Linked DNA regions of Homo sapiens: region 1 is linked to region 2. A link is an interaction called in ENCODE POLR2A ChIA-PET data of the cell type or tissue named here. Cell type or tissue: OCI-LY7. All regions are shown on one strand. Each heading gives the region's core, and the rest is flanking DNA. Links, peaks and the distances in the headings are about the cores only.

The links. Peaks named below come from ENCODE experiments on the same cell type or tissue, not always from the same donor. Only the 100,000 strongest peaks of a DNase experiment are listed, where the experiment ranks them.
Region 1: POLR2A ChIA-PET joins it to region 2 with 6 read pairs; 1 of 35 experiments calls an interaction of 5 or more read pairs at or near these places.

What each region holds. Positions count from the first base shown.
Region 1 is chr2:224,566,618-224,581,893 of GRCh38, reverse strand. All of the region lies in intron 1 of CUL3 (cullin 3), which reads left to right. Among named protein-coding and RNA genes, the nearest start is that of CUL3, 11 kb to the left of the region's middle. In OCI-LY7, for the core only: no CTCF peak of the experiment used is centred there; DNase peaks (open chromatin) are centred at 5,573 and 7,293; H3K4me3 peaks cover 4,181 bases; H3K27ac peaks cover 3,743 bases.
Region 2 is chr2:223,803,811-223,819,086 of GRCh38, reverse strand. All of the region lies in intron 1 of AP1S3 (adaptor related protein complex 1 subunit sigma 3), which reads left to right. Among named protein-coding and RNA genes, the nearest start is that of AP1S3, 26 kb to the left of the region's middle. In OCI-LY7, for the core only: no CTCF peak of the experiment used is centred there; DNase peaks (open chromatin) are centred at 8,436 and 11,426; H3K4me3 peaks cover 1,417 bases; H3K27ac peaks cover 1,813 bases.

The DNA.
Region 1 (15,276 bases), core at 3,680-11,679, 760 kb before region 2:
TTACATCTGTTGTTTGGATGTATACTTACTGTAATTTAAGGGAAACTGTAGTTTCACCAAAAGTGTCAAGCACTCGGCCGGGCAAGGTGATTCACACCTTCACACCTGTAATCCTAGCACTTCGGGAGAGGCAAGGCAGGCGGATCACCTGAGGTCCTGAGGTTAAGAGTTGGAGACCAGCCTGGCCAACATGCAAACCCCTGTCTCTACTAAAAATACAAAAATTTGCCAGGTGTGGTGATACACGCCTATAATTCCAGCTGCTCGGGAGGCTAAGGCACGAGAATCACTTGAACCTGGGAGGCAGAGGTTGCAGTGAGCCAAGATCGTGCCACTGCACTCCAGCCTGGGCAACAGAGTGAGACTGTCTCAAAAAAAAAAAAAAGAAAAGAAAAATTATATATGTTTAAGATGTACATGATGTTTTGATATATGTATACATTCTGACATGATTACTACCATCAAGCTAACACATAATCACCTCTTTTTTTTTTTTTTGAGATGGAAACTCGCTCTGTCACCCAGGCTGAAGTGCAGTGGCACGGTTTCAGCTCACTGCAACCTCCGCCTCCTGGGTTCGAGCGATTCTTCTGCCTCAGCCTCCCCAAGTAGCTGGGATTACAGGCGTGTGCCACCACGCCTGGCTAGTTTCTGTCTTTTTAGTAGAGATGGGGTTTCACCATGTTGGTCAGGCTGGTCTTGAACTCCTGACGTCGTGATCCGCCTGCCTTGGCCTCTCAAAGTGCTGGGATTACAGGTGTGAGCCGCCACGCCCGGCCAATAGTTCTGTTTTTTATGTCTGTGTGATGAGAACAAGTAAGATCTACTGCCATAGCAAATGTAAAATATGTAATATAGTATTATTAACTGTTCTTAACTGTGCTGCACATTTGATCTCCACAATGTATTCATCTTAAAACTTGTATCCTTTGACCAAAATCCACGCCCCCATTTCTTTCATTCCCCAGCCTAGGCCTTAGAGCAAGACTCTTGTCTTAAAAAAAAAAAAAAATCTCAAGCACTCATCTCAGATTGTTTTACAAAATTAACTTGTAAAAAAATATAGAATTGTGTTTTGAGATTGTTTTCATTGCAAAATAGAGTGGTAATTGAACTTACTGGATATTTTATAGATACTACTCCAGATAAATTCCCATCAGTAATATCAGATTCTTTTTAGTGTTTTGAGTGCATTTTTTTTTTCTTTTTTGAGACAGAGTCTTGCTCTGTCGCCCAGGCTAGAGTGCAGTGGCACGATCTTGGCTCACTGCAGCCTCCACCTCTTGGGTTCAACCGATTCTTGTGTCTCAGTCTCCCAAGTAGCTGGGACTACCGGTTTGCGCCACCACGTCTGGCTAATTTTTGTATTTTAAGTAGTGATGGGGTTTCGCCATGTTGGCCAGGCTGGTCTTGAACTCCTGATCTTAGGTGATCAGCCCACCGCTGTTACGCAAAGTGCTGGGATTATAGCTGTGAGCCACCGCGTTTCAGCCTTAGTGCGTATTTTAAGTATACCTTCATCATTGTCTGTAGAAGTTATAATACACAACAGTTTAATGCACAATTTGCATTTTTAAATAGACCTTTTCCTAGAAGTTCTTTTTAAGATGGAAGACAATAAGGACGTTTCTGTATTTGTAAGCTGTTGACAAAGGAAAAGTTTATTCCAGTTTATAAGCTTTCCCGCCTTGCACAAAATGTATCATTTCACATCTTTTTGATAATGTTTAAATTTTAATTTGTATGCAGAGGAACAAGGACCACAAAACTTTTTAAAGAAAGCAGGCTGTAATTGTGAAACTTCTGGAAATAATGTGGGTCTGGATCAAATAATTCTGCCCCAGGGAGTCTCTTCCTTACTCCTGGGCTTTGTTCCACTATGTAGGATTAGTTGCTTTCAGGTGAACCTTTTATTATCTTTATCTTTGAAAAATCATTTCTTACCATTTTTACTGTCTGGGGTTTTGCCCACATGGGTTTGATGAGCTTGATTAGAATTGGAGAGGATACGTTTGAATGAAAATGCTGTCCTTTCCTGTATCAAACGGTAATAAAGCCTTTCTTGGCCTAGCCTTCAGAGTTTGGGAAACCTGTTATGAAGGTGACTGTCTCCAGAATGTAATCAGGCTCTTAAGATCTCTACCCTGGGGTCCTGGAAGTAGCTTCAGTTAGTTTATAAAAGCTTGCTAACTCATCAGGAGAAAGAGTGTTATGATAAAATGCCCACTCCCTAATGCTAGAGGAACTCCACTTGTGTAGCATGGACAGCAACTGTTTGGAAGTGATTGTTAGCTGGAACATACAGGGCGACTCACATTAGTGAAGGAGTTTTATGTTCATTTGTGATATACTTAAGAACAGGAAGAGTCTTAAGGACAGATGGGTACAGTTAATCTTTTTTTTTTTTTCTTTTCTTCGAGCTACAGAAATGTTTGCCAGATTTGAGGGAACAGCTTTCATCTTCATAGTAGGTTTCTCTTTCTTAGGGAAGGTAGTTGTTGGCATAGTACTACCTGGACTGGTACATAGAGGAAAGCTGGATGGTAGTCTTGCAGATCACACTGAGCAGAGAATTAATTATAAATTTGCTTTTCATTTTTCATGTTATGAAACAAAGTGAAACAGATTCATTAAAGTGTTACTTATACTTAAACTAATACTGTTTATAGTTTTGGGACAGCCAGTATTGTCATAGCTGTTAGTACTACTATGACTTTAGAAGTTAGAAAAATAAAAGCATACGGTTGTTATTAACAAAGTATTTATTTTGTCTTGTCTTTCTAGATAGCAGTTCAGAGGAACCTGGAAAATTATTAGTACCAATATTGAATTAGAAACTATTTAAGTAATATGAAATATAATGTAAAAATTTGGCTTTTTAAGTAATACATAAATCACAAACTTGATTCAAACAAATTAGAGAATGCTTCATTTGTTTGTACATCATTCATTAAATGAAGTTAAGGGATGAAAGCATTTGTCCAGTTCAGGAAGATTATATGATTAAGGCTAGAAAAAGTGGTATGCCTTTTTTTTATATTATACATTGGGGGACTTTAAAGGGAATTTTTTGTTATTTTCATTCCAGAGTACATGGATGGTCTTTAGTAGTCCTGTTAGGTTTATATAAAAGTTACTAGACAATTTGTAGTTTTAAATAATGCAACTTTTTTTTAAAAGTAGTTCTTGTTAGCCCATTGTAAGGTCAACAGAATGTAAAGGTATTACTAGTAAGAACAAATCACTGAGTTAACACATGAATTACAATTAGTTATTAGTCTATCAGTGTCTTGTGAAAACTATTCAACCATAGTCTGTTAAAGCAATGAATTTATTTTAGTAGCTTTTCTAATTATAACAATGATGTATATTCCTGGTAGAAAAATTGATAATTATCTAAATGTACAAGTAGGGAAATAAAAAAAATCACCTGTAATCCTACCACTTGGAAACAAACAACATTAACATTTTCATGTGTTTTTGGAATTTTAATTTCATATTGTTGGCTGAACAGACAGTAAAATTAAGGTAAGATAATCATTGTATATGCTGCTGTTAAAAAATTTCTTACTGTAAATTTTTGAAAACATAGTTTTTAATGACTATCATACTTCAGTTTGCTTAACCATTTCCCTATTGCCAAATATTTTGGTTGATTCCAGGGAGTCCATATTTTTTCTGTTAAAAAAGATTGCAACTATGACTATTTAGACACATAAATATTTGAGTCCATCTATGATTATGGAATTATTGGGCTGCACGTAACTGAAATATATTACCTAATTGACCTCCATAAGGGTAATAATAATAGCTAACACTTTCTAAATGCTTATCATGTACTCTGCATATCTAAACTTAATCATTTGAGCAAACTCTATTGAATACTACTATTATCTGTTCTACAAATGAGGCTTTGAGAGGCTAAATAATTTGCTTAAGGTATTCTTCCAAGTGGCAGAACTAGGATTCTGACCCAAGCAATCTGGCTCTAAAGTGAGCACTCTTAAGAATTAATTATATTTCTCAAGGTTGTATCCGTTTAACTTCTGTGTAGCAGTATCTTACCCAGCATAATGTATGTTTAATTTTATAGGTGAAAAAATAGTACTTTAATGCTTTAATTTGCATTTCTTTGACTACTTAGGAGAATAAAACTATGAATAGTCTGTAGAGAATTTTCATTTACTTTTGCACTGGAGTATTCAACATATGAATATAGGGATGTGACTAAAAAGTAAAGAGACTGAAAGCATAGTAGTTAAGAGTGTGGGCTTGAATACCAGCTCCATGTCTTTCTAGCTGCATCACCTTTTTTTTTTTTTTTGAGACAGAGTCTCCGCTCTGTCACCCAGGCTGGAGTGCAGTGGCGTGATCTCAGCTCAGTGCAAGCTCCACCTCCCGGGTTCACGCCATTCTCCTGCCTCAGCCTCCCTGGTAGCTGGGACTACAGGTGCCTGCCACCACGCCTGGCTAATTTTTTTGTATTTTTAGTAGAGACGGGGTTTCACCGTGTTAGCCAGGATGATCTCGATCTCCTGACCTCGTGATCCGTCTGCCTCATCCTCCTACAGTGCTGGGATTACAGGCGTGAGCCACCGCGCCCGGCCTCTAGCTGCATAACCTTTAACAAGTTACTTCTTGTAGCCTCAGTTTTCCCCTGTGTAAAATGAGACTGCTAATGAGACCCACCTTACAGGTTTGTTGTGTGATAAATAAAATAAAGCTTTAAAATAGAACTTAGCAGATAGTTAACTATTATTATACCAATATTTAGCCACGATTAGGCCAATATTAAAATTGGATGTTGTTTTTGCAAGCAGTTACATCGAATGCCATACACTTATTTTAGCGATCCTGTCATTTTATTGTACAACTTCTAGAACTTAAGTTTTGAAAAGCCTGCAGAGCCAGTTTGTGAATCGTTCTAAGAAAGCATTCTCAAAGGATATGGGTTTAGTACCACTGGGATACTTAAAGAATCCTGTTGGCTCTTGAGGGGTGGCTTCAAAAACAGAAGTTCATATATGATTCACATGTAATCCTTAGAGTAAGTGTGTAACCTCTTGTAACTTTATTGAAGGAATAAACACTCATTTGGTTTGCATGTTCTATAATATGTACGTTAAATGTGCATCTAAAAACACATCTAGTTTTTCTTTTTTCCTTCCTTTCCTCCCTTTCTCCTCCTTCTCCTCCCCCCCCCCCCTTTTTTTTCACTCCTGAACTAGGTTAGGTTGTGGTCCCTGTCCAAAGCTTATGCCAGACATCGTTTTGAACCATGCAGCATTTAGCATAGTGTGAGTGGTTAGTGAATGATTGATTACATGAGAAACTAGTCCTCTAAGCCAAACCATAGTAATTGATAAATTCAGTGAGTCAGCGCAAATGATGCTCTGAAATGTTTGAAGTTTTTGTAACTCTAAGTGAAGTCTTAAGATGTAGTAGAGGGTCGTTAAAGATCATGTGGCACTTCTGTATGTAGCAGGGTAGTCAGCCTAGTCTCCTGGAAAAATGAGTTGAAATTGTCAGTGACCCTGAATTGGGAGTTAGAAGACTTAGTCTGCGGTCCAGTCTTTCTGTTTACTAGCTGTGGTCTACATTTCACTTCCTCCACCATGACTGTTCTTCGCATCTCATCCCTTCCTGTCACACTGTTAAATTGTACACTCTGGTCCCCTATTTCTCAGGCTTATCTTTTTGAATTGAGGTTTCTATTACAGTCCTTGAATTATTGGGCCCAGATGTGGTTTATTGCCACTTCCATCATCATCTTTTTTGGCTTGAGAATTACTCTCCTGCTCTCTCCCTATGACCATCTGACTTCCTGAACTCATGCTCCCTCAGTCATTGAGGAGTTTAATACCTTCCTCACAGATACTATGTTAATACATTCCTCACAGATATTATGTCTAGCCTCTATTTTAATTTTGTTCATTGCATGTGGAAGTCATTCATTTATTCAATTTAAAATACGTTTATTGTGTGTTGCTGCTATGGGTCAGGTCCTGGATCTACAGTGGCGATCAGACAGGCTTGTATTGCAGGGATCTTCACGCTTAGAGCTTGTCATCCTACTAGTTTAAAAATCTTCAAACTTCCATTTTGCATTTTATCCTAGCTCTTCTGTTTGTTAGATGTAGGACTTTGAGCAAATCACTTAGTGTCTTGTCTGTTCCCTCTTTTGCAAAAAGGAAAAAATGATGATACCTACCTCATAAAATTGTTTTAAAGATGGAGTTAATACATATAAAGCTTCTTAGAATAGTGCTTGGCACATAATAAGCATTATACATAAATGCAAGGTGTTATTATTTAATTATTCTATCTTGTTGCTTGGTTCCTTCTCACGTTAATGTGCCCTTTGATCTCAGGAAGACCCATTTATTCTCCCAAGCCATGGTGCTGTCACTTCCACCTATGTTACCAGTTGCCCCTTTCTTACTACCTCCCCAGAACAAGGCCAGAAATAGCAGCAGAAAGCATCTTGGATCGTTCTACCTATTTGCCCCCACTGAACATATTTTCTAGCTACTCCTGGAGAAAATTGCAAGACAGTGGTCTCTAATTTAGCTGGACTCTCAGTGCCTCTGAGCAGTTTCCTTTATGTCCCTGGTCAGCTTCCTCTCCCCTTTCTTGCCTGAGCTATTCCAAACTTTAATCATTGTCCTTAAGCTATCTCTTGAGAATTCTCAAATTGCTCTTACTTCAAGAAACCTAACTACTACATCAGTGTGAAAAGGAATGTAATTAGGTGAAAGTTCGAAGTTCATTCAGCATTCTTCCCTTTCAATTATATTATTTAATCTGCATCTTTATTCATTCTCGACTCCTTCCCTCTGGTCTCAGAGAAGGAAAATGTCTTTTTCCTGTCTTCTGCATTATAGTAACTACCTCCTTTCACAGCCAAGATTCTTGAGAGAGGAGTCTCTATTTCCTTTTTTAGAGCATAATTTTCTTGAGGAGGCCTCAGTCTTTTTTATGACTTTGATCAGTACAGCAGTACGCACCCAGCATATAGTACACAATGTTGAATAAAGGAACTAACAGACTCTTTAAGTTTGTTTCCTCCTCTTTAAGATGAGAACTACAGCAGTCTTTCACAAATTGTGAGGATTAAATGAAATCATGTCAGAAAATGCTAATAGTGGTATCACTATGACATTTAAAAGAATTTCCCAATCATAAAATCAAAATTTTCAACTATAATTCTGTTTCATGTAGGGCAGTTATTTTCAAACGTTTACAGGGAGCCTGGAGGGTGTCTAGGACCCAGGAGGCCTAGGAAGTGTTAAGTAGAAATCTTTGAAAGCTCCCTCTGTGGTCCTTGAGAGCAGCTCCTGTGTTACCATTTGTATATGGGGTTCTGTAAAAGATTTCATTTTAAGAAATGCTGTTAACCATTGCTTTAAAATCACTAGTAATAATTATTAATGAATCTTTTTTAAAGGTGAGGAGAATACTACTTGCTCAACTTGATAACGGTTAATAGGAAATTGAGAACTGATCCTGTAGTTGCCTTAACTCCTAATCCAAATCTGTTGCTACTAGACAGCATTCTTTTTTTTAAATTCAGTTTTAAAGTTGAAAATGTAACTAAGCAAAACTTCCTAATTTGACCTCCATTTAGTACTTGTAATCATTGAGAAAGGATTGGACCCAAATTTACTCTTTAAATGAGAAATGTTACTGCTGAGCAGATGAATAAAACGACTTCAAAGGGGAATTTTTACCTACTTTAAGAAAATATAAGATTCCTTAGAGATACTTTCTTATAAAAGCAAGCCATCATTGCTAAGAGGAATTCCTTCACATATGTGTTTGTAAGTCATTCTTACCTAAAACAGCTCTTAACTGAGCAACACTTAGCCTCTTCTGTTTGCCCTGTCCTCTCCAAAGTAATGGTGAAAAATTCCTTTTTCTTTTTCATCTCCAATTCCTTTCCATTTCCACTAGAGGTTGCCTTGTAAGATTAGTGACAACTTGTTGAATGTCTGACTTGTGGTAGGCTGTTTTAGATACTTTTAACTAATTATCTGAAATCCTGAAAACAATTTTAAGTATAATGTGGTTACTCCTGTTTTAAATCTATTTGGGTCTCAGAGAGGACTAGTAAAATATTTATGATATTACATATACGCCTAGAGAAGGGCAGAGTTGGGATTCAGATTCTAGGTATGTCTGACTGAAAAGTTCATGTTGTTTTCATTATACAGAAAATTAATTCTAAGGTTACCTTTTAAATTATTAGCCAGGGGCAGATCTGGGGACGCTGAAGCTTATACAATGCACTACTCTCTTTACAAAAAGAATCTACCTTCAGGTTCCAGGAGTTGGAAGAAGCCTTCGTAAGCTTCCTTCGTAAGCTTAAGTTTTACTGGCTTTAAGTAAATGGACCATTTATAAAAGTTATGAAAAACTTGGGAAATGTGTATTGTTCAGTAACATTTGAATATATAACTTGTTTAAGGGGACCTTAGTGTGTATTGACTTGAATAAAGCAGTCAAAAGCATAACCTGTAAGAAAGGCTTATTATTACTAGTTGACCTATTTATGAGTTAACACTTTGCTACTTTAAATTGTAAGGCCGACGACACACATTAAAAAAATTTGGTTAATAGAAATTTAAGTATATACTTAGCAAAAAGTGATTCCTTGAAGTTAATATGTCTAAAATACTTTGATTTTTGATTTTTTGTCTTTAAGAATATACTAAAGAGATAGATTAAACAGTAAAATGTATTAGAAATACAAAGATTAAATTCTCTAGTAATAATTTACTACTTTTGGTGTACGCAAATGCAACATGAAAGAAATAATGCTTTTTTGATGAATGCTATCACTAGCCAAATAATAATTTGTGTGCTCTTGTGTTAGTATTTTAATTTTTGAGGGCTAAAAGTGACTCTTGAAATCTTTTTGTGGTGCTATAACAAAATCCTGCAGACTGAGTAATTTATAAAGAACAGAAATGCATTTTCTCACATTTGTGGAGGCTGGGAAGTTCAAGATCAAGGTGCTGCAGGTTCTGCTGTCTGGAGAGGGCTGCTGTCTGCTTCCGACACGATGTCTTGATGCATTGTCCTCTCGGAATTCTTTGGTGGGGACGAATCCTGTATCTGCACATGGCAGAGACAGAAGGGCAAAAAAATAAACTCTCTGTCAGCCTCCTTTATAAGGCCACCTAATCCCATTCACAAGGGTTCTACCCTTATGAGTTAATCACTTCCTGAAGACCCCACCTTTTTTTTTTTTTTTTTTTTTTCTCTCACTCTCACCCAGGCTGGATTGCAGTGGCTTGATCTTGGCTAACTGTAGCCATGCCCTCCAGGGCCTAATGGATTCTTTCACCGCAGCCTCCTGGGTAGCTGGGACGACAGGTGCAGGTCAGCAGCAATTTTTTTTTTTTTTTTTTAAGAGACAGGGTTTCACTGTGTTGCCCAGGCTGGTCTCAAACTACTGGGCTGAAATGATCCACACACTTTGGCTTTCAAAAGTGCAAGGATTACAGGCGTGAGCTGCTGCACCTGCATTGCCGTACCTTTTAATACTGTTAAATTGATGATTAAATTTCAACATGAATTTTGGAGGAGACACAGGCATTCAAACCGTGGCAGAGACTTTTGAGAGAATCTGTTCTTTCTCAACAGATGAGCAAACAGGGGTCTAGAGAAAGTGGTTTACCAAGGGATACACTCCTGACTTGAATTTATGGAAGGACCATGACCAGAAGCTTGATTTCTGGTTAAAAGCTCTTTTCTCTTTAGCAGACTGAAACAAACATGTAGCCGTAATAACTCAATGTTAACACTGGCCTATTTAATTATAAAATGATTTCTCAGTATTGAGCACTCTGATTATTTGAGTTGACATGGTACCCTGGAAGGACACTCAGCTTAGGACACTTGGACTCCTTCATTGCTCTGTGTGATCTTGGATAAGCTTCCTTAGCCTTAGTTTCTTCTTTGTGAAATGAAGAGGTTTTAACTTGGGGTTACCTTAGGCTTATTCTAGCTCCAAAAATTTCAGTAAAAGACAATTGTGTTTATACATAAATCTAGGCACCGACTACTAGTGTCTTTTCCTGTGGCCTTTGTTTGAAATATTTTGTGTGATGTTGCAAAAATTACTTACTTTTTAGTCTTAGATTTTTCTTTATGAATGGTATGGTTCAGTGATGATGGTTAAGTTCTAATGTGAAGCAGTGGGAAAGTTAGCTGTGTTCTTGTGTACATTTTTTTTGGTGAGTTGACAGTTGTAGGAAAGTTTTAAACAGACTTATAGCAGATTTTTGTAACAATTTTGTGTCATAGACCTTTTGCTGTCATATCTTATTTGATTACAGTTAGAATCATTCAAAGACAGAGCAAACTATGGCAGTTCGGTATTTTGTATGTTTTTTTCCTTTCCCTTTGGGTTATGTGTAATTGATTTAGGTACAATCAATTTGTCATTGTCTTACAGTTTATAGAGTTTTTATACATTATCATAGATGAATGTGTAAAAAGTAATTTTATATACATGTGACCCATGTATAAATAAATAGTAGTGTTAAATAGTATAAATAGTAGTGTTTTGGATTTCATAGTATATTGGGAAATACAACAAATTTTATTTTGAAGTGTTGATTTTAGATATAATCACTAATTTTCTTAATATAGAGGGTCTGTAAGTACAATGTTTGAATTCTAGTTATGATGACTACTGTGTTTTTTGGATAAAATGTGTTTAAGGGAGTCCTGTAACATCTCTATTTTTATGGGTGGAAATAGCACCAATAGTAGGACAGTGACAAGCTTTTTACCTCAGTGAGAGTACTTACATTATTGTATCTTATTTGTTGTGGTCATTATCACATTTTGAAATGTTATACATACCTTTTTTTCTATATATGCAAAAGTCATTCACAGAGATATAGTCGAAAGAGTTGTTAGTACTTTTAGCTCAATTGCTCTGTGACTTAAATGGACTTAAATAGGCTAATCTGGAAGCTTGACCTTGTGTCTTTGAAAAAATTGTTTCACATTTCCCACATTCTCAAATTGAGTTTTGGATAGCCTACTCATATTGAGGACTGAAATGCAAATCATAATTGAACCTTCTATTGATGATTTAACTTTCTCATTATGAATGTTACTGTTCTGTAATGTAATGATACTAGAGCCCAATTGAATGTCGATCAGGTTGTGATTTCATGGAATTGTCCCATGCTGCTGTGCTTTTCTAATTGATAATCTTTTTTTTTCTTTTTCCTTGGCATCAGCTCTTTTTTTGGCAGCACTCCCCCACTCCCATCTGTTCTCCACTGTAACCAGAGAAACCAGTTAACCAAACATCAGTAGTTTTTACATTCAGTTTTAAGTCACTAATCAAGGCTATATGTCTCTTCTACATAGGCAAGGAAGAAACAAACATATTTATTGAGCAAGTGCTGTGTGCCAGATGCTTTCACAGACTTTCTTAATTACCCCACAGTCCACCGTCTCACGTTTCTCTGGCCACAAGCAAATGAGGAAAGTGAGCTTTGAAAGGTTAATTTGTTCAAAGTCTGTTTGAATGTGTCCCACTGGGCTGTTTTTCTCAAAGCTTGGATCTTTGGCTACATTTTTGATGGTTGATGTTGCTTAAGGAATAATTGATGGATAAATGGTATTATTGCAGATGTCATAAGTAGTTGTATACTGTTTGGTCATCAAATAAGACTCCTTATCATTAACTGCAAATGGACTGTATTCAGATCATTTTTTTTTAATATTATCTATACATTGTGCCACGCATTGTAAGGGGTACAATAACATAAAGACCTTATCTACTGTGAGGTGCTTACAGTTTGGGAGGGAGCTTCCTTATGTAATTAATAGTTTAGTTGTATCAGATTTAAAAAATACTGCCATTCCTCAGATGCTTGTACCAAAGCTTTTTTTTTTTTTTTTTTTTTTGAGACTGGAGCTTGAAATTAAGATCAAGTATTTTCCCTTGTTTATTTTTTTTCTAGCTGTGTCATTCTGAATTGCCTGGAATTTCAAATTCTCACCCTTTCCCCCACCCACCCTGTTCTAAATTTTTTCTTGTAGAAAATTATTCACAGAGGACTAAAGACTTCTTGTCCTTTGTATGTAGTAGATGTTAAGAATTCACTTCTTTTCATTTAGTTTTAATTTGTCTCATGATGTAGTTCTCTCAGTAATCACAGAACCTTCAAGATGTGTAAGTATATAATAGACTGACATCCTTTCAAATTCAGGCATTTTGAAGGTTATATTTTTTATATCATCTGAAGTAATGTAAATGAAAAGATTTTGCTTTAAAGAAAACAAAGACCATTATAGATTTATTTTTGTTATTGATACTTTTCTGATGGGAAAATTGTAATCCTGGATTGGAGGGAGGTAAGGAGGCAAAGATCACTTTCAAAAATTAAATTCTTGACTTGGTTTTTGAAAGTCTTACTAAACTATAAACATTTAAGAATCCTTAATTATATTTTTCCTTTAAAAAAGCTTTTGTTTCTTTTTCTGCTGAATGAATTTAATTTGCTTGCTGATCATTTTGTAACTTGGCCTTCTTGGGGAAGGGTCCTGTATACATCTGATAATTAGATAGCAAATATTACATGTTTGTGTATATAGATGATAAATGTGTGTGCAGTTTATTTTATTGTTTTGCTGACGCATTAGTTGCTAGATCCCTTAGTGTATTTGCAGTTATTGCAACTTAATCAGTTTATCAATGGGATTAAAGCCCTGCTCAAGTAATTTAGAATGTTACTTTAAAAGAATGTTACTTCTCTTTTAAAAAATATATTAATACATAAAGTTAGAGCCTTTAAATTTTATTGCTCCTGGAATGAAGTATAGCTTAAAGTTTTTATTGTTAACATATTGATGAGGTGAGAGTTGAACATTTAGGCATTTAAAAAATTTTTCAGTAGCAGTTAATGTTGCTTCTGTGTCAGGGATGGGCAAGTGGAAAGATTAAAGCTCATTAGTAACATAATTATTTTGCCAAGGATGTTGACGTGCATTTGATGCCAAGACCCGATCATGTGTATGTATTAATCTGCACTTGAAGCCCATTTCATTTGATATGTAGTTTTTGGACTTATTTGATTTAGGGAAAGATTGTAGCTTATTGATCTGCTTCTGAAGGGCCTATTTCGTCTACCCTTTTTTTCCCAGTTAATATTTATTAGTAAAATTAATGATTAAGCAGCCTTCTGGGTGAGGCCTTTAGGTGAATGGGAAAAATCTGAAAATATTGCTTGATGTAAAATTTAAAAGTGTGTTACTTGTACACTACTTCTGTTAGAAAAAGATTTGATTATTTAAAAATTAGATTAATTGCTGAGGGTAAACACATTCAACCGTTTTCCTGTATCATTGTGCCTTATAAGTAAAAAGTTTGTGTTGTCAAAATTACATTGGTATAACATGGATAAAGTAGTATTCATTCAACAGACATTTGTTTACAACCTTCTGTGTGGCATTGAAGAAAAATGCATAATCTCTTAAGCTCATAGTCTAGTGGAGGAAGATGCATGAACAGATAATTCAGCTACATGGGAGTGTAGTGATGGTTACAAACTGTCACTAGTAGTTATAGACTATCACCACATTCCCATATAAACGAAAATACACTACAGTTTATTTAGTGTATAGTTAAGTAAATACAGTTTACACTATAAAATATCACGGAAGAACTGAGAAGGAGTTGTTAACTTTGCTTGAGGAGTTCAGTGAAGGATTCCTAGAGGTTATGACACCTAGCTGTGTTCAGAAGATATGTGTAAAGAATCAGATAAAGAAAAGGCAAAGCAAAGGAGGACCAAAAGCAGGGGGGAAAAAAGACATGGGAACTGAAATAAGTGGGGAGGGGCTGTGACAGTGATGGAAATAGAGTGAGAAACAGCAAGTTGTATATTTAAGAATTCCCATTGGTTTAATGTTGTTGGGAAATACATGTCAGACAGGTGTGGATAAGTGAGCATAAACTAGGTCTGTGCCTACTATGCTACCATAGAAAGGTTTTGAACAGGGTCATGGTGTGCCTATGTTTATTTTGATTGTGATTTTGAGGGAAGTAGATTCCATGAGGTTGGAGTTCATAGTGTTTGGAAGGCTCTTGCAGTGAACTAGGTGAAAGGTTTTTTTTTTTTTGAGACAGAGTCTCACTCTGTTGCCCAGGCTGGAGTGCAGTGGCACAATCTCGGCTTACTGCAACCTCTGCCTCCTGGGTTCACGCCATTCTCCTGCCTCAGCCTCCCGAGTAGCTGGGACGACAGGCGCCCACCACCACACCCGGCTAATTTTTTTGTATTTTTAGTAGGGATGGGGTTTCACCGTGTTAGCCAGGATGATCTGGATCTCCTGGCTTGGTGATCCGCCCACCTCTTCCTCCCAAGGTGCTGGGATTACAGGCGTGAGCCACCGTGCCCGGCCGAAGCCTAGAAGTTTTAACACCACCCTGGGCAACAAAGCAAGACCCCCATCTCTACAAAAAAAATTAAAAATATTAGCCACGCATGGTGGCACACAACGGTAGTCCCAGCTGCTCAGGAGGCTGAGACGGAAGGATCCCTTGAACCTGGGAGTTTGAGGCGGCAGTGAGCTATGATTGCACCTCTGCACTCCAGCCTTGGTGACAGAAGAAGACCCTGTCTAAAACAAAAACGAAAACAAAGAGAAAAACACCTTGTGACTAATCATCTTCGTGTGAGCAGTTTCTCTCTGTAGTGTAGTAAAAAGTTTTCTTTTGCGGTTTTCACATATTTTTCATTATGTTTAGTGGAAAACTGTAAACCTGGAATAACACGATGGAACCCATTCGACGTGCCCCCAGTGAACCTGGAAGTGCTCCCAAAAAGCAGAGAAAAGTCATGACGTTACAAGAAATTGTTGAATTGCTTGATGTGTACTAGATTAAGTTCTGCAGCTGTGGTTACCTGCCATTTCAAGGTAAATGAAGCCAGGACCATTGTTAAAAGGAAGTTTGTGAAGCCATCGCTACACCTGTGCCAGCTGGTGCAAAAACCTTGTGCTTTTTGCAAAATACTTTTTTATCTCATATTGAATATGCAGCTTGTATGTGGGTGCAGGATTGCTGTAAGAAAAGTATACCTACTGATTCTAATATGATTTAAGAAAAGCAAAGTCATTATATGACAAAGTCAAAGGAAGGTGAAGGATCTAAAGCTGGAGAATATAATGCCAGCAAAGGATGGTTTGATACTTTTAGAAAGAAGTTTGGCTTAAAAAATGTCAAGGTAATAGGAGAAGCAG
Region 2 (15,276 bases), core at 4,478-12,477:
GTCACATCACATTATAAGTGTAGAAAAAGGCCCTGAAAAAATATGTAGTGGGATTTGAGCATGAAGACTGGCTATTAGGTAATTAGCCCTACAATTACTTTATTGGCAATTAAAATAGTATCAAATTATTTCCCCATGCCTGAAGCTTGAATCTATAATCATTAAGTGATGTCATCTTTAAAGCAGCCAGTGGTCCTTCAGGATTTCTGGTGTAAGAACAACTTTGAAAATTTGGCCTGGTGCAGTGGCTCATGCCTGTAATCCCAGCACTTTGGGAGGCCAAGGTGGGCGGATCACTTGAGGTCAGGAGTTTGAGACCAGCCTGGCCAACATGGTGAGACCCCGTCTCTACTAAGAAATACAAAAATTATCTGGGTGTGGTGGCGCATGCCTGTAATCCCAGCTAGTCAGGAGGCTGAGGCAGGAGAATAGCTTGAACCCAGGAGGCGGAGGTTGCAATGAGTTGAGATTGCACCACTGCATTCCTGCCTGGGTGACAGAGCAAGATGCCATCTCAAAAAAAAAAGAAAATTTGCTAACGTTTCTGGGTCTTTTCCCAAGAACATTGCTTATAACTGCAAAATTTTTCATATGCTTCCAGGATGCCTACAGACACTCCTTTTCCTTCCACATTATCTTGGAACCTTGGACATTTTTTTTTTTTGAGATGGAGTCTCACTCTCCCTCTGTTGCCCAGGCTGGAGTGCAGTGGCTCGATCTCGGCTCACTGCAACCTCTGCCTCCTGGACTCAAGCGATTCTCCTGCCTCAGCCTCCCAAGTAGCTGGGACTACAGGTGCATACCATGATGCCCAGCTTATTTTTATATTTTTAGTAGAGACTGGGTTTTGCCATATTGCCCAGCCTGGGCTCAAACTCTTAAGCTCAAGAGATCCACCTACTTTGGCCTCCAAAAGTGCTGTGATTACAAGAGTGAATGAATGTGCCCAGCTGGACATTTTTTATAGAAGTATAGAATCCAAGCTGCATTTGATACCTACCCTGCCACCTATATTTTGATAATTCTGGGAAAGTCTTTCAACTGCCAACAACTTAATCTTTTTTGTCTTCAATATGACACATTGCCTAGATTTGTGGATTAAACAATATAATGTATATAAAAGTGCCCAGCATCACACCTGCCATGCAGTGGGTCATTTTTATTGATGAATGTAATTGTCGTGTAGAATACCATGTTCTTATTATTTGGTCATCATATTTGTCTTTTTTTGGAAAAAGGTCTCCTGGGAAGTTAGATGATGATCAGAAAATTTCTTGGGAGAGCTTAGAATCAGAGTAGTAAGAGTTAGTGGGCCAAATAGTCTCTGATGTTCTTCAGCTCATAGCTGTTGTGTCTATCTCCATTCCAGTTAAATAAATCAACAGCGGATACTCAGAGAAGCCAAACAGGGCATCTTTCCCCAGAGATGTGGTCCCAAACTCTTCCAAATAGTTTTCTTTTCTTTTTTTTTTTTTTTTTGAGACGGAGTCTGTCTCTGTCACCTAGGCTGGAGTGCAATGGTGCGATCTCGGCTCACTGCAACCTCCACCTCCCGGGTTCAAGCAATTCTCCTGCCTCAGCCTCCCGAGTAGTTGGGATTACAGGCATGTGCCACCATGCCTGGCTAATTTTGTATTTTTAGTAGAGACGGGGTTTCTCCATGTTGGTCAGGCTTGTCTCGAACTCCCGACCTCAGGTGATCCGCCCACCTTGGCCTCCCAAAGTTCTGGGATTATAGGCATGAGCTACCACACCCAGCCCCCAAATTGTTTTCTTTTTCCAGGACTCTAAGCAGACCATTGCTGTTAACACATCTTTCTTCAGGCAGACCCTGGAGCCAGGTTGACTTTTGGTTGTCATCCAGCCATGTCTTACTAACATTACGTTGTGGTGATGTTGACTGGACCACCTCTCATACGGAGGCCTAATTTTATTGCCTACAGGCTATTGTATTTTATTGAGACAGAGTTGTCTCGCTTTGTTGTCGAGGCTGGAGTGCAGTGGCACTAGCTCGGCTCACTGCAACCTCCGTCTCCCAGGTTCAAGTGATTCTCCTGCCTCAGCCTCCTGCGTAGCTGGGATTACAGGTATGCATCACCACACCTAGCTAATGTTTGTATTTTTAGTAAAGACAGGGTTTCAATATGGCTAGGCTGGTTTCGAACTCCTGACCTCAGGTGATCCACTCGCCTTGGCCTCCCAAAGTGCTGGGATTACAGGAATGAGCCACTGCACCTAGACTGGGCTATTTTATTTTAATTGGCAAGTTATGGGGGATTGTCTGTCATCTTTATAAGCAGTCTGTAGTATGTTGACTCTGGTGTTATGGATCTATTTAACATAGAGTCAAAAGCCTCATATTGGTAAACAGCAGTCCCACTGACACTGCACATATGTGAAAACGGCATTTGATTGCAGGGAGGATGGAGGCATGGATGCTGGGACAACCTCAGGCTTTAGTGTCAGACTGATCTTATTAGAATCTCTCCCTGCCACTTACTAGCCTTTGGGCTCAGTCATTGACATAGGTATTATGGGACCCTATCCACGGTCTCCTGTGAATACTTGCTATCTGTTCCTTGCTGTTGGTTCTCGTGATTGTTAAGGTTTGTGGCTACTCACATTTCATGCTTCTCTTAGCAAAGCTACGTGTTCATGGCCCGGAAACCTGGCTTTGCTTAAAAAGACCGTTTGATCTCTTCGTTTGTTTTTGGCAAGTGACCAGTTGAAGTAGTTTTTTTTTTTTCAGAAGCATGGGGGAGGAAGGAAGGAATAATTGCCCACTATCTGTCATAGCGGTTTATCATCAAATAAATTATATTGCATTCCTCTTTTAACCAATTAACCCAACTGGTGATAAAGTAGTACGGTAAGTCCTCACTTAACACTGTTGATATGTTCTTAGAAACTGTGTCTTTAAGCAAAATGACACGCTGTATGCCCGTGGAACTTGAAGAAAGGAACTTGACTTTCTATTTTTAAGAGGTCTTCCTTTAGTGTCCAGGCTGGAGCGCAGTGGCATGATCACGGCTCACTGCAGCCTCAGCCTCCCAGGCTCAAATGATCCTCCCACTTCAGCCTCCTGAGTAGCTGGGACCACAGGCATATGCCACCATACCCAGATAATTTTTGTATTTTTTGTACAGATGTGGTTTCACTGTGTTGCCCAGGCTGGTCTCGAACTCCTGGGCTCAAGCTGTCTTCCTCCCTTAGCCTCCCGTAGTGCTAGTATTAGAGACCTGAGCCACTGCCTGTCCCTGACTCTTGTTTCTATCAATTAGCCTGTGGCAAAATTAGTTTTGTTACATAGTATGTTGTTTTGCTTAAAGTTGCAGTTTTCAAGAATCTATTGCTGAAGTTAAGTGAGGGCTTAAAAACTGTATTATATTCTGTGGAATACAGAGTACTGTATGCATAAGAACAGTTTATATGCTTGGATTATTTGCTGTGGAATTAAAACACTTTTATATTTATTAGGAAACTAAGACTGATTACCTTAGTTTTTCAGGGTTCACAAGTTTGGTTGGCTTTACAAATCTATGCATGCATTCATTTTAGGTTGGTTAGTACCGCAGTCCTCAGGAATTTGAAGGTGGCTCGTAAACTTGGGAGGGAAAGTGATTTTTGTTTTGAGAGTTGGGTCAGACCCTAAAGAATCATTACTTAGGGCTGACTGGAATTAATTAACCTGATCTTTCTGCTTTCCTTGGATTGCATCCAAAATCAACCCTGGTTGGTTTCTGCCAGCATTAGCTCCTTCAAAGTCTGCCTCTCAAAGATGTGTCATAGACTACAGCCCATGACTAAAATTTACCAAGCAAGGAGAACTGATGACTGTGTTCTTGGTTTGATGCCAAAAAGTACTCAAAGATTTTTCCAACATGGTTTATGGCACATTGACATTTATTTTCAGAATCAGTGGTATTGTTTTGCTAACTCTGTCACCCTATTGGTAAAATCAATCGAAAGTCTAAGTCAAATACTAAATCACATTTATTTAAAATAAAGATTGGGGCCAGGTGCACTGGCTCATGCCTATAATCCCAGCACTTTGGGAGGCCAAGGCAGGAAAATTGCTTGAGCCCAGGAGTTCAAGACCAGCCTGGCAACATAGTGAGACACCCCTTTCTACAGATAAAAGAATTAGCCCGGAGTGATAGTGTGTACCTGTGGTCCCAGCTACTTGGGAGGCTAAGGCAGGAGGATCTCCTGAGCCCAGGAGGTTGAGGCTGCAGTGAGCTGTGATCGTGCCATTGTACACCAGCCTGGGTGACAGAGTAAGACCCTGTTTCAAATTAAAGAAAAATAAATAAACATTGAGTCTTAGTTCTTATTGTCAGCCTGAAATCTCCTGTATAGTCTTAGAACGCCTGTCATATTTTTTAGTTTAATGTGCAAACCTCATTTTGATTGAAGTGTAACTAAGTAGTTTCTATATTTGAAATGAGAATGTTTTGTAAATAGTGGATGTTCATGTGACCAGTGAGAATTTCGTTTGTGAAGTTTGTTAGGGTCTTTGGAAAACTAGCCCCATGTTCAAATCCCTGATTACTTTGTCCTGGAGGGCCAGGAATGGTCTAAATGTTACCTTTCAAGTACATTTGATTTCAGAATTAGGTGATGCCTGAGAAGCAGAAAGGCCAACCCCTTGTCATTTTTGCCGCTTTATTTAACTTCTTGTAGTGGACATGGTCTTTGCTGAGGCTGCCGGCTATGAACTAGATGGGGCAGAACAGAACGTGAAAGGCAGAGAACAGCCACGTCCCATTGTTAACACAGAAAACAAAGAACAGAGTGTGAGATACCTAGTGATGCCAGCCGTATCCACTGAGGCCTCTTCCCACTGTTTTTTCTCTTACTTGCTTCTTGAAGTCTTTCTCCCAGAGTCACAGAAGGTTAGGGCCACTCAGGGTTGGAAAGCTCCTGCCACTTCCATTTTCGGAAGCCACTGGTATGTTAAAAAATGAAGGTAGTGTGGAAACAAGGTTATAAATATTGGGGCACATCTGACGCTAGTTGGTGGCACATTTTAAAGGCTTGTGCTTAACAAGTTAATGAATGTGTCATTTATAAAATACTGGGTACTTTCATTTTGCCTTCTGCAGAATGTTTTAAGGATTTGTAAAGATGCATGGGTCCACTCACTGTGCATGCCAGGAGCTTAAGCTTGGAATAGGACATGTGCTTATTGATGTATAAAGGACGTCTCTGTCTTTTGGCCTCATTGGGGTTTCTCTGTGACAGCCTAAATAAGGCCATGATTCTAAGCATGGGACCCTTTGTGGATGTGAGGGCTGCCCCTCCCTTCTTACCTCTTTCACTCAAGGAACTACCTTCTATTCTGAGGATGATTTGTTTGTCTTTGCTATCCCATACACTGGTGTTCAACTTTTAGAAAATGTCTTATGAAGGGATAGAGGGGCTGTGTCAGAGTGTATTTAGCTCAGCTATGTTCTCCAAACAGGGCTATAGTTGGTAAAAATATTCAGAGTTGGGGATCTGCTGCCAGCCTGCCTGGCTTCTAAGCCCAGTTCTACCACTTATAGCTGTGTGACCTTGGGCAAATTACTTAATCTCTCTGATCCTCAGTTACCACATTTTAAAAGATGGAAAATAATTGTTATCCTCCTCATGTGTTTGTTGTGGGGATTAAATGAGGTAAAATACTTAGCATAAGACGTGACATGTAGTAAATGATATTCCAAATAATGTACAAAAGCAGTAAATTAATATTATTTGTCACGGAGAGGCTGAACACCATCTCCAGGCGTAAATTTCAAAAGGCACGTTTTGAAAGTCATAGGAAAATTGCTCACTAAGGTTTCAAAATGGCATATGTGGGCCAGGCATGGTGGCTCACTCCTGTACTCCCAGCACTTTGGGAGGCTGAGTGGGGTAGATCACTTGAGGTTAGGAGTTTGAGACCAGCCTGGCCAACATGGCAAAAACTTTTCTCTACTGAAAATACAAAAATTTTTATTGTAAAATACAAAAGCTGGGCGTGGTGGCACACGGCTATAATCCTAGCTACTTGGGAGGCTGAGGCAGGAGAATCACTGGAGTCTGGGAGGTGGAAGCTGTAGTGAGCTGAGATCATGCCACCTCACTCCAGCCTGGGCGACAGAACAGGACTCTATCTCAAATTAAAAAAAAAACAAAAAACCCCACACAAAATGGCAACATGAAACAATAATAGAAGAAAAGTGATTTTTGATTGTTTTTATTGACAATTTTGAGTTCCTTACTCATTTTTGTAACTTCACTGCACATTCCTGATTTACTCCTTCTCTCTCCCTCTACTACTGAACAGGAAGATGTGGCACTCAAAGGCAGTGGTTTTTCAGGCCAGGCTTTATGGAATCCCTGAATACCTTCCAAATTCTCTTAAATCAGAGTAGCTCAAATTTTACATTTTATTCTTCATAATTAAGTTTTATTTTTCAGAACTAAAGTTTCCGTGTTTAGAAAAAAATCCCCAAAACAAAAAAGCCACTTCTCTAAGAGCAAGGAGTTGGAAAGGGAACCAAAATTTACTGCTCTGACGTTTTATAAAGGCTCACATGCTGGCTGGGCACGGTGGCTCACACCTGTAATCCCAGCACTTTGGGAGGCCAATGCGGGCTGATCACCTGAAGTCAGGAGTTCAAGACCAGCCTGGCTAACATGGCAAAACCCCATCTCTACTAAAAATACAAAAATTAGCCAGGCGTGGTGGCGCGTGCCTATAATCCCAGCTACTCGGGAGGCTGAGACAGGAAAATCACTTGAACCGAGGAGGTGGAGGTTGCAGTGAGCTGAGATTGCACCACTGCACTCCAGCCTGGACCATGGAGTAAGACTCCATCTCAAAACAAAACAAAAACAAAAAACAAACAAACAAAAAGGCTTACATGCCTGCATGCATAAATGGAAGAAGATCTGGGTCAATAAATGTGATATTTGTGTTATTCTATAATATTTGGCTTCTGAGAAGTATGTAAAACAAATGCTTTGTGACTACTGACCTGAGAATCCCTCTCTGGATTCCAATATTTTGAAGAATATATGGTTATCATTGCCTTGTGGATAAAGGCATAGCGTCAGATAGTTAAAGTTGAACCTTGGGAATCATCTCACGTTAATCTCCCTAGAGATGCTGGTCAACTTACATAAACATGTAGAACTGATTCTTGGCAAAATCTGGGCTTCTGACCACAGTTTATGCCACTGTGCCAGATTGTTTCCTATGGCCATTATTTTATCAGCTCAATAGCAAACAGGCAGAGAATAAGCAGGCCTTAAGACAATTATAGGATACCTAAAACCTACCAAATCACATATTCTGTTTTCTACAGTGTGTGTCCAAGAGTCCCCAAGACATAAATACAACTCCCAAGTCTCAAATAGCTGTTGAATCAGAATGCCCCCAGCATCAATAGTTGTATTAGATGGAAATGTTAAAAATGGGGCCCAAAACAACCTGATGAAAAAATGGGCAAAGGGCTTAATAGATATTTCTTTTTTTCTTTTTTTTTTTTTGAAATGGAGTCTCACTGTGTCACCCAGGCTGGAGTGCAGTGGCATGATCTCTGCTCACTTCAACCTCCACCCACCGGGTTCAAGCGATTCTCCTGCCTCAGCCTCCTGAGTAGCTGGGATGACAGGTGCTCACCACCACACCCAACTAATTTTTTGTATTTTTAGTAGAGAAGGGGTTTTGCCATGTTGGCCAGGCTGGTCTTGAACTCCTGAACTCAGGTGATCTGCCCACCTCAGCCTCCAAAAGTGTTGGGATTACAGGCATGAGCCACCGTGCCTGGCCAGATATTTCACTAAAAATACAAAAAATTAGCCAGGTGTAGTGGTGGGCGCCTGTAATCTCAGGTACTTGGGAGGCTGAGGCAGGAGAATCGCTTGAACCCAGCGGGCAGAGGTTGCAGTGAGCCAAGATAATGCCACTGCACTCCAGCCTGGGCAACAGAGCAAGACTCTGTCTCAAGAAAAAAAAAAAGGTGAAGATGGTAAATTTCTCAGACTTCACCACTCTACAGTTCATTCATGTAACCAAAACCACTTGTAATTCAAAAGCTATTGAAATAAAAAAAATGGGAAATTTCATGTTATGTATATTTTATCACAAAAAATTTTTAAAAATTTGAAAATTAAAAAAAGGAGCCAAAATTTAAACCATAATAAAAAGATGATGCACTTCTTAAAAGAATGTTACAGTAAATGAGTCTGTAAGAGAGGAATCTTTTAATACCATAATGATTTATTATAATATAAATAATAACTACCTACTTTATTAGGAGTTTTCCATTCATCACAACGTATTTGTTGAACATTTTCTGCATAGTATTTTTTTTTTGAAGTGGGACAGCACATCTTTGCATTTAGGTATGTAGACTTTTTTTGTGTTGTTTCTAGAAAGGAAATAGTACTGCTTCCCTGGGCCAGGTGCAAACTGAAGAGTAATATATTTAGAAAATTAGATTACAAGGCTGGGCACTGAGGCTCACGCCTGTAATCTCAGCACTTTGGGAGGACAAGGTGGGTGGATTGCTTGAGTTCAGGAGTTTGAGACCAGCCTGGGCAACATGGCAAAACCCTGTCTCTACAAAAAATATAAACATTAGCTTGGTGTGGTGGCGCATGCCTGTAGTCCCAGCTACTTGGGAGGCTGAGGTGGGAGGCTCGAGCCCAGGAGGTTGAGGCTATAGTGAGTGGTGATTGTGCCACTGCACTCCAGCCTAGGTGATAGATGGAGACCCTGTCTCAAAAAAAGAAAAAGAAAATTACAAAAGAGAGAGGGGTGGGTGTGGGATCAGGTGTCTTTTTATTTTCCCCTGTCATATATTAAGCCACTTAGTCTAAATTTTCACTGGGTCAGCCGTGTTTTGCTTTTGTCAGAAGACAACTGTGTTTGAGGTCAGGATCCCCAGATTCTTGTCCTGAACAGTTTAATAAGCCACTTAACTTTGAGTAGAGGCTTCTCCCCATAACTGTGAGGGACAAACATCATTGCCCCATGGAGCTCATATTGTAGAGTGTAGAATAATGGCAATACATAAAAAGTAAAATAGGCCGGGCACGGTGGCTCAACCTGGAATCCCAGCACTTTGGGAGGCCGAGGCGGGTGGATCACGAGGTCAGGAGTTTGAGACCAGCCTCACCAATATGGTGAAACCCTGTCTCTGCTAAAAATACAAAAATTAGCTGGGCGTGGTGGCGTGTGTCTGTATTCCCAGCTGCTCAGGAGGCTGAGGCAGGAGAATCGCTTGAACCTGGGAGGCAGAGGTTACAGTGAACTGAGATCGCGCCACTGCATTCCAGCCTGGGCGACAGAGCAAGACTCTATCTCAAAAAAAAAAAAAATAAATAAAGGTGAAACGGTGCATTTTATATAGGGTGGTCAGGGTAGGCCTTACTAAGTAAGAAGGAGTTTTTGTTTTTGTTTTTGTTTTGAAACGGAGTCTCACTCTGTCCCCCAGGCTGGAGTGCAGTGGCGCGATCTCGACTCACTGCAACCTCCACTTCCCGGGTTCAAGCAATTCTCTGCCTCAGCCTCCCGAGTAGCTGGGATTACAGGCACCTGCCACCATGCCCGGCTAACTTTTGTATTTTTAGTAGAGACGGGGTTTCACCATATTGGTCAGGCTGGTCGCGAACTCCTGACCTCAAGTGATCTGCCCGCCTTGGCCTCCCGAAGTGCTGGGATTATAGGTGTGAGCCACCATGCCCAGCCAGAAGTGGGGTTTTGAACAGATTCAATGGGGGTAAGGGAGGGGCCCATGAGATATCTGGGGGAAGTGTTCTGAGCAGAAGGCATAGCTGGTGCAAAGACCCTGTGGTCCAGTGAGCGAAGGGAAGAGTAGATGATTTCAGAGGTCGTGAGGGGGCATGTTGAGTATGGCCTTGCAGGCCATGGTGAGGATTTGGCTCTTTCCTGGAGAGAAGTTTTGTGCAGGGGAGTGACCTGCTCTGACCAAAGACAAATCTAACTATTATATTAATAACAGATTGTAAGGGAGCAATTGTTGAAGAAATTGTTATAATGTTCTTAATGCGGTCTCCTCAAACTTCCCCAGCCAGTCCATTTTTATTTATTTTTTTTAGACGGGGTCTCCCTGTGTCATCCAGGCTGTAGTGGCGTGGTACAAACACAGCTCACTGCAGCCTCAACCTCCTGGGTTCAAGTGATCCTCCTGCCTCAGCCTCCCAGTAGCTGGGACCACAGGCATGTTCCTCCACACCCAGCTAATTCTGTGGAGATGGGGTTTCGCCATGTTGCCCAGGCTGGTCTTGAACTCCTGGGCTCAAGCGATCCACCTGCCTCAGCTTCTCAAATTGCTGGAATTACAGGCGTGAGCTTCTGTGCCCAGCCAAGCCTATTAAATTTTATTGAAAAACAAAGTATTGAGTACTCTGAAGGAAACTGAGTATTTATAAGGAAATTTAGTTGCCAGATTGTTTTCTAGTGCATTAGTCTAGTGTGTTCTAGTCAATATGCTACAGAGAATCAAAAATTAGAGGTCTGTTTAGGTCTGCCTAATGCAAAGATGGGTCATTTAAAATTAGGAATGATACATTCTGCAACTTTCTAACATAAAAGTGATTGGAAAGAGTCCTTTCTTCTGCAGTGTTTCAGGTAATTTATGGATTGACCAAAAAAATACCATCCCCACCCTAACATGTAGCATTGGATTCAATCCCCATTACTTAGCCTAGAGTTCTAAGCCTGTCAGAAGGGAGGGGCCCTCGCAGAGGAGTGGGGCAGTTCTCTGCAGCGCAGCTTCTCTGGGCCTGCCGAGTTAATGTTGCCTCATGTCTGCCAATGATGTTGTTGAGCAGGATAGGGTTCTCGTTGAACCTTGAAGCTCAGTGCTGACCATATCACCTCCTTCTGCTCTGGGGCCTTACTTCACCATTTAGGAAGAACTTATACCAGCTCTGTTCACTGTTTGTATAAATCCATTTTTGTACTGCTATAAAGAAATACCTGACAGCCTGGCCAACATGGTGAAATCTTGTCTCTACAAAAAATACAAAAATTAGCTGGGCGTGGTGATCTGTGCCTGGAGTCCCAGCTACTGAGGAGGCTGAGGTGGGAGGATCACTTGAATCCGGGAGGTGGAGGTTGCAGTGAGCCAAGATCGCACCACTGCATGATCACACCTCTGTCACTGCCTGGGTGACAGAGTGAGACCTTGTCTCCAAAAAAAAAAAAAAAAAAAAAAAAAGAAAAGAAATGCCTGAGACTAGGTAATTCATAAAAAAAAAAAGAGGCTCAATTGGCTCATAGTTCTGCAGGCTATACAGGAAGCATGCTCGACTTCTAGGGAGGTCTCAGGAAACTTAAAATCATGATAAGGTGAATGGAGAGCCAGACATCTTATGTGGGGGAGCAGGAACAAGAGGGGAGAGGTTCCACACACTTTTAAAACAACCAGATCTCGTGATAACTTCCTCACTTACTATCGCAAGAACAGCACCAGAAGGATGATGCTAACTCATTTATGAGAATTCAGCCCCCATGATTCAGTCACCTCCTACCAGGCCACCTCTGACACTGGGGATTTCAGTTGAACATGAGATTTGGGTGGGGACACAGATCCAAACCTTATCACTCTGATTAAAAGAATGCTTGCAAATACTGGGCTCTTTCTCAACCCAAACCCAGTATCAACAAAGCCCTATTTTATTGAGTGGAGTGTGTTGAGGTGATGTCCCTGAATAATATCTATTTCTAGCTGTCCAGAATTCCAGAAAGCCCAGTTCTTCCCTTCCTGTATTGGAGTAGCTACTGTATTTTGTATTTTTCTCTCTGTCTCTCTCTTTTTTGAGACAGGGTCTTACTCTGTCACCCAGGCTGGAGTGCAGTAGCATGATCATGGCTGACTGCAACCTCTATCTCCCAGGCTCAAGCGATCTTCCTGCCTCAGCCTCCTGAGTAGCTGGGACTACAGGTGTGCACCACCATGCCTGTCTAAATTTTTGTATTTTTAATAGAGATGGGGTTTCGCCATGTTGCCCAGGTTGATCTCAAACTCCTAGGCTCAAGCAATCCTCCCACCTTGGCCTCCCAAAGGGTGGAATTACAGAGGTGAGCCATTGTGCCCAGCCTATTTTGTATTTCTCTAGCAATCTTTAATTAAATTTTAAAAAATTATGACAGTAATGCATAATTATTGTAGAAAATTTAGAAAAAAAACAGAAATGTAGAAAAAACCACCTGAAATTATGCTCTGGGAGAGCCATTGCAATGTTGTTTATTCTATTAATTTTCTTCTTAAGATGTTATAAAGATAAACATGAACAAGGCTGAAATAATTAGGACCTCAAAAAGAAAGTTTATGATCTCACTTTCTCACACACACACACACAGGTATATGTTTTTATCTATAAGAATGTATACATATTCTAAATATTGAAAGTATAAAGGTAACTTCTGACTGTAAGAAAATAAAAGGACAATCTAAATTATGTCATATACAGCTAAAATGACATAAAAATAATCCTTTGTTGGCCAGGTGCGGTGGCTCATGCCTGTAATCCCAGCACTTTGGGAGGCTGAGGTGGGCAGATCACGAGGTCAGGAGATCGAGACCATCCTGGCTAACATGGTGAAACCCTGTCTCTACTAAAAATATGAAAAAATTAGCCGGGCGTGGTGGCGAGCGCCTGTAGTCCCACCTACTCGAGAGGTTGAGGCAGGAGAATGGTGTGAACCCGGGAGGCGGAGCTTGCAGTGAGCTGAGATCCCACCACTGCACTCCAGCCTGGGTGACAGAGTGGGACTCCATCTCAAAAAAAAAAAAAAAAAAAAAAAATTCCTTTGTTTATATAAAAAAGTGAAATGTGACCATTCCTTTCACATGGCATGCATTTGCATTTCCTGACGTGATTACCAGGAGGTGTTATTTGGGCTTGGTGCTTTCAACAGTGAAAACGTGGTCATCTACTGCACTGGAACTTGTCTAGTTTCTTTTTGACTTGACAAGGCTGCCTGCCAGAGAGGTATGCAGTTTTTCTTGTGTTTGACCCAAGTTTGGCGTTATATTTATTTTTCTAGAAGTTGAGAGTCTGATGTTCTTTTTAGTTCTCTTTCTCTTTGTAATTTGGTAAAACGTTTTCTTAGTGGAGTGCCAACTCCTGTGACATTTTTGCTTCTGCAGTTGGCCAATTAGTGTTAGGAATGGAGGTTTCTGGTATACTCAGCCTAGTGAAGGCACAGAACATATTCAAATTTAACCTCAGAATAATAATTATTTGTAAAAGTTCTGAGAAAATTATAATTATGTATAATACATGGGTAAAAAAGAATAAAGCAAAAGGAAAAAATAACCAAACTCACTGAAACTTCAAAGCAAAGCAGTTTGAGGATCAACCTTTAAGAAATGCCAGCTATTTCAAAACACGTTAAGACGTATAAGAAGTTAGACATAGTTCTGAACTATAATAAGGCTTTAGCACTTATTTGTTAAAGTAAATTAGAATGGTGTTGGATAAATATATAAAGTACCTGGTGGATGATTTAGCAGAATAAATTTTGAGGCTAAATTTTATCTTGACATCAGAAGTGTAGCATTGCATGTTATAATTGAAAGGCAGGAAACATAATCTTCAGAAGTATTTTGGGAAATTGTACATAACAATTTTTTTTTTGAGATGGAGTTTCGCTTCTGTCACCAGGCTGGAGTGTAATGGTGCGATCTTGGCTCACTGCAACCCCTGCCTCCCTGTTTCAAGCGATTCTCCTGCCTCTGGCTCCCGAGTAGCCAGGATTACAGGTGCCCGCTACCATGCCCAGCTAATTTTTGTTTCTTTTTTTAGTAGAGATGGAGTTTCATCATGTTGGCCAGGCTGCTCTCAAACTCCTGACCTCAGGTGATCCACCCACTTCAGCCCCTCAAAGTGCTCGGATTAGAGGCGTGAGCCTCGGCATCTGGCCCATAACATGCTAAAGCTGCAGTGGTCACTATTTCATTCTTCCTAAGCCCGCTGATGAGTTTTTTAAGGCTTCTGCCTAATGCTGTCTTTTTCTTTGCTGTGCTATTCTGAGGCAACTTCATTTCTGCTGTTGTTTCTCTAATAAATATTTTCTTACAGGTTATTTTCATTTGACTCACGGTTGTATGTGTGTAAGTTTTAAGCCTAAATCATTTTTATTGTTAGTTTAAGGTGTTTTTCAACCAACTAGAACCAGATCTGCCAATTCCCTGTAACACTGCTGCAAAATTCAGTCTTTTCCTAAATGTAGATATTTGAACTGGACGCCCAAACATAATTTGCAGATTTTACCATTAATATCCTTACTAAAAACACTCTCCTGCCTTTCATTTGATCTAGAAGATTCTAGTAATTTCTAGAAACCTCTTTTTTTTTTTTTTGAAACAGTCTCTGTCACTCAGGCTGGAGTGCAGTGGCATGAACATGGCTCACTGCAACCTCCACGCCACCATAACCTCTGCCTCCTAAAATCAAGCCATCCTCCTGCCTTAGACTCCTGAGTAGCTGAGACTATAGGCATGTGCCACCATGCCTGGCCTAATTTATTTAAAAAAGTTTTTTTGTAGATATAGAGTCTCACTATATTGCCCAGGTTGGTCTTGAACTCCTGGGTTAAAATGATCCTCCCACCTCAGCCTCCCAAGGTGCTGGGATTACAGGCATGAGCCACCATACTGGGCTGATCCTCATCTTTTCTATCTTCCTGTCATTATAATCAATGACCTGGAAAACTAGAAGAAAGGAAATTCTGGCATTGGCAAAGCAAGTGTGCTTACTTGAGGGTGCATTGTGAAATTAATTAGTGGGTACATCCCCAGGTTGGCAGCAAAGATCTGTAGCTGCTACTTTGGAGGGTGTGGGATCTGTGCTCAGCCACTGCCTGGCTGGTGGCTTCTGTCTTGCTGGAGCCAGGGGTAGGACCTAAATTTAAGAGCACGAAACTAGCCATCAATTGGGAGGTTCACATGTCTAGCTTTACCTGACTCTCATTCACACTCATTTTTTTCTTTGGAAAAGGAGCATTGTTCAGCCTGTGAAATTAGAGATGCAGGGTAGGGTGGATTGTATAATTCAACATTCTACTTAAGTTTGAATAAAGTCATCCTTGCACTTTACATTTGTGCTGTCCACTTCACCTTTCAAAGGTCAGGAAAATTGCACTCATTATTAAGTACCTTTTGGAATTGATACTCTCATCTATTTTTTTTTTTTTTTTTTGAGACGGAGTCTCGCTCTGTCACCCAGGCTGGAGTGCAGTGGCGCGATCTCGGCTCACTGCAAGCTCTG